Regions from separate parts of the Mus musculus genome. Here region 1 is linked to region 2. A link is a loop called in an ENCODE intact Hi-C map of the cell type or tissue named here. Cell type or tissue: left cerebral cortex. All regions are shown on one strand.

Region 1 (2,500 bases), 370 kb before region 2:
CAGTGGGAAGGGGAGGCAGTGTGTGTTTTTTTTTTTTTTTCCATCTGTGTAAACCTCTATTCCAACAATCAATACCACTGTAAAATACAAATGCATCAAATCAGAGTGAATTAATGTATGGATCATGAAGTTCGGCTATTTAAGTAGAAATCAAACGTCCCCAACTCCAAGTCAGTGAAGCTTTTTTCAGTCTCTAGAAGTCCGTGTATTTTCTGCTGAACCTTGCCAGGTTTCTGGCTGTTCAGCCCTTCCTTCCTCCATGAAGATCTGAGGGAAGGAACAGGAACCACACACACCAAATCAGACACCCCCCAAACTCGGCAGCAGCAATTTCGAATTTACTGTCTCTGTTACACTGTCTTTACTTTGAGTTGTGGAATTGTCATTATTAATATAAATGATGTCATTATTAATACAGATGATGCCTTTATTCTGGAATCCTTCCTTTCTTAAGCCAACAGGGACCAGAAGGCACGGGGGAGCTGGCCAGCGTGCTGAACCTAACCAGAGAATTTAGATGCATCAGAAAACCAGTTAAAGACCTAGTCTTCAGCTTGTATGCTCGCATATTTTCTAATTCCCTTATCAGCTGCTTTTTATAAATGAGTAGCATGACTTTAAATTTTAAATAACAACTGTTGTTCTGTGTTTTACAATCTACCACGAGTTTTACTATAAGCTTTCTGGTAAACCTGATTAAATATGTGAATGAACTCAAAGCAAAATGTATCTGTACTTCACTCCAAAAATTTCTCTTCATTTTTTGAATTAAGTAATATATTCACTGCTAGTATTTGGTTTTTATCATACATAAAAGATAAAGCTTTTATGGCCTTTATTTTTTAATGGCCCACTTTTTAAAATTCATTTAACATTTTAAAATTGAACAGTGTGAAAACTTTGACAGTCTACCAGTTCTATTAAACTCTTCTGAGGAAATAAAACATGTTTACCAGTTTGTCTGGAGCAGAAAACTATGGTAATCCAGTCAGTGGATCAACAGCTGTTAGTAAGCTTTTTGTTGTTGTTGTTGTTGTTTTGGTTTTTTTTTTGTTTTTTGGTTTTTGGTTTTTGGTTGTTTTTTTTTTTTTTTGTTAATGAACTGCTCTAAGTGCTTCTGGACATGGAACATTCAGAAGATTCTCACAAGAGTATATTCTCCTTTGGGAGACACAAAGAAGTGCGGCACGTTTATTTCGAACATAATGTCAACAAATCTAGGTTTGTAAATGGAAAAAGGTTCTCATGAATAAAGCAAATTGGGATATAGTGAACTATATTATCAAATAAGAGAATGAAACTTTCAAGAGGGAACATGGGGAATGGATATTGTAGGTTGAAGTGGTGACTCAGAGAGATGTAATGACAGGACACAGGAAGAAAAGTACAGAGCTTTGTAGAGCTCCCCTATGGGTGAGTGAAGAGGACAAAGAAAGCTGGATTATAATGCATTTGACCATACAGAGAGACTGCGCTTAGCATATAAAGAGGTTGTTTAGGGAGAAGGAACTAATTTGAGGAAAGTGTGCTAAGACCAGACAGAGATCATTAATTGATCAAATATGTTCCCTGTAACAGTTTGTACATTTAATTATTACACAGTGAAGACAGTGATGTGAATTCTGTCTGTATATCTATTTACACTTCATGAAATGATGTAATAAGATTTTGCTTGGTTTTATACTTTTGCAGATTTTGGGGGATTGTTATTTATTCCAAATAGTCCTTAATGTAGAAATGCAATATCCACCTTTTATTAAAGATAGAAATCTACAGTTTAGATAGTGTCTTAGTTAGGGTTTTACTGCTGTGAAGAGATATCATGACCAAGACAACTTATACAAAGGAAAACCCTGAAATGGGACTGACTTACAAGTTCTGTGATTCAGATCATTATCATCATGGCAGGAAGCATGGCAGTGTCCAGCTAGGCAGGCATGGTGAGAGAGGAGCTGAGAGTTCTGTATTTTGTTCTTAAGGCAAACAGAAGAAACTAGCTCATGGGCAGCTAGGAGGAGGGTCTCAAAGCCCACCCCACAGTGACACACTTCTTCCAACAAGGCCACAACTACTCCAACAAGGCCATACCTCTTAATAGTGCCACACCCTGGGCCAAGCATATTCAAACTACCACCTGGCTCCCATAGGATTGTTCAAACATATAGTGGGACATAGCTAGCTATAGCATAATGCAAAAATATATTTGGATCAAATTCAAAAGTCCCACAATCTATAGCAGTCTCAATAATGTTAAAAATACAATGTTCAAAGTCTTTTCTAAGAGTCTTCCAATCATTTAACTGTAATCCTCTAAAAATCAAAATCAGAAATCAGATAGCATGCTTCCATTATCATAGGCTATACACTATCATTCAAAACTTCCTAGTAAGTAAATTCTGGACCAAACAAGACGGAAAAGCAGCTGGGCAAACTCCAAATTTTGCATCTCCATATCTGATATCTCATATCTGATATCTTCATATCTTCAACTCCTTTCATC
Region 2 (2,500 bases):
ATACAGACATTCAGATATGTAAAGGCTTCCTTTGGCTTTACTCCAGTGTGTGTAGGGTGGAGCACTTATGTGCAATATTATTTTCTACATATATGGTATAAAATAAACTATTAAGAGTTCATTTAAAAGAAGCTTATTTATTTACCATAGTAATTTCTTTAAAAAGTTAAAGACTCAATTTCTCCTTGTCCTAAACAGTGTTTAGAAAACAGTGACCAGGTGTGTCTCTATGTCTTTATGACAGGCCATTCCCATCTGGTGAACATAAACACACACACACACACACACACACACACACACACACACACACACTGGCCTAAGGCTCTGAAGAGAGGCAGAGTGGGGGTGAACTGTGCCCCCTCTAGGCACCATCCTCTAGGCACTGGGCTATTGACAGGACTGAAATGAGATTGCTTTCTGGCCACCTTTGGGGACACCCCTGAGTCAATATTCCATATTCATTAACTGAGGAACAGCTGGTGAAAGCAAAGCCGTTCACAGAAGGCCACTCTTTGCTTGCTAAGTCAATACTCCTGCTTCGATGGCTCTGCTAAGAGTCACCCTTGGCTTCCTCCTAAATGTCCTCCTGAGTCGTCTAGTTCTACTGTGTGGCCTGGGATTTGGGTTTGATCTCCAGGTGTATGAAGGAACATATAGAAAAGCCTGGTCACTCAGACCAATGAAGGTCCTTCTGAAATCCCAGAGGGATTTGTTTTACAGTCTTTTCTTGTCTTGTCTTATCTTATCTTTTCCTTTCCCTTTTTTCTTCTTCCTTCTTCTCTTTCTCTCCCTCTCTCCCTTTCTCTCTTTCTTTCTCTGTCCCTTCCTTCCTCTCTTCCTTCTTCCTTCCCTACCTTCCCCTTGTAGCTCTCTTGTCTTGTGCTTTTCTCTCCCATTCCTCCCACCCCACATTCCCCTTTCAACCATTTTTTACTGTTCTTTCTCCTTGTCTTCATCTCTTCAAACTCTTTCTTTTTATTGTTTCATCTGATGACGATTTTCTGGATGATCTACCAGTTTACTTCAGAGTTCTCATAGATGAGAAAACAGTTTGCTTCAATCTGAAGAAATAATTAAAATGCCAGGCTAGGGGCTAGCTTTGCTGATGACCTTGGAGAAACCTGTACACCTGTTTCTCAGGCTTGTGCACATTTGTAAACAGTCTTCAAAAAAGCCATGTTTGGCATGGATAAATTACTCCTTGAAGTAATTTTACCATCTCCCTCTAACCTCCAAGTTATTAAATGCAGACAGTTCCTATGTATGTTACCCTAACAATCTGATTAAGTGTATGCCACAGATGTGGAAATCATTTTCCTTTGTCTTTCTCTTGCTCTCAGAGGTTGACTTAGGTAGTTCTAAATTTTATCCCTGAGTCATGGACTTCCCTGGAATAAATTTAGTTCTAAAATGAACCACATTTTCCTTTCCTGTACTACAGAGAAAGCATTCATGACAGGACCTTTAAAAGGTTTGCTAGTGTGTCTGCTAACTACTGTTTACACATTCTTAGGGTGCCCCCTTCTGTTTCCTGATAGTAGTGGTGTAGCTCATTTTAGGTTGCAAGTTTGAATGCAGTTGTTCTTTCTCAACTGTGTAAAGGAGTAGTACTCACATCTTCTTTAGCTGGCCAGGGATCCCATGGAAGCCAACGGTGTCTAGATGACCTGATGCAGCCCACTGGTCAAGAAGCTTAACAAGGGTAAGCTTCATTCCATAATAACTTTCTAACAAATTAGTCTTATCTATGAATCTCTAAGATGGAAGATGATTATTGTGATCCCCTAGCTACAGATGAGAAATAAGTTAATTTTGTCAGTGATATGCATGTCTTCTTAAATGAGAATATGGAGCCTGCCTGGCCCCACCCTGTCCCTTCCAGGTATGGTAGGCTTTTTGTTTTGTTTTGTTTTGTTTTGTTTTGTTTTGTTTTGTTTTGTTTTCTCTCCTTCAAGGCTCTTTGACGGTAAGCAGCTGAAACCAAGTATACTTAACCTGAGCAAGAGGAGTGAAACCATTATGAGATTCAGGGACTCTTTTGGAACTCAGATACCATGATGCTTTATAGAAAAGATAAGAGCCGAGCCTCCAGAACCAACATCCTCATCTTCTTGTCTGCCAATAGGATGTCCCTGCTTAGTGAGCAAGTTCTAAGTCAGCTTGTTTGAAACCTTGGGAACCCCCTGGGACCATAATTCTATCATTCTTTCTCCTGTTTGTTTGTTTGTTTGTTTGTTTGTTTTTTCAGGTGACCCATATAGATGGCCTTACTCTGAGAGAGGTGACTGGATTGCAGGAGGTGTGGTGTGAATCTGTAGAGACACAAAATCAATTGGGCAGGCTGTTGGTGGAAAGTTTTTAGGCAGATGACCCAGCAGCTGACACTTGAGTTACCTGCACAGTGGTGGCAGCCAAGGTCCTTGAATTAAGCCTTGGGTAGAGAAGCTTGAACAGCAGACATCCCAGTCCTTCTTTCTAGGAAGCTCTGCCAAGATGATGC

What was found. Peaks named below come from ENCODE experiments on the same cell type or tissue, not always from the same donor. Only the 100,000 strongest peaks of a DNase experiment are listed, where the experiment ranks them.
Region 1: it touches region 2 in a loop (6-fold over the local background); 6 of 42 quality-filtered maps call a loop at or near these places.

What each region holds. Positions count from the first base shown.
Region 1 is chr14:12,823,508-12,826,007 of GRCm38, forward strand. No RefSeq gene overlaps it. Among named protein-coding and RNA genes, the nearest start is that of Cadps, 1.7 kb to the left of the region's middle. In left cerebral cortex, a CTCF peak has its summit at 1,438; a DNase peak (open chromatin) is centred at 256; H3K4me3 peaks cover 240 bases; H3K27ac peaks cover 373 bases.
Region 2 is chr14:13,197,173-13,199,672 of GRCm38, forward strand. The region is part of intron 2 of Gm5087 (predicted gene 5087); the gene reads right to left. Among named protein-coding and RNA genes, the nearest start is that of Gm5087, 86 kb to the right of the region's middle. In left cerebral cortex, a CTCF peak has its summit at 1,524 (motif pointing left); a DNase peak (open chromatin) is centred at 1,509.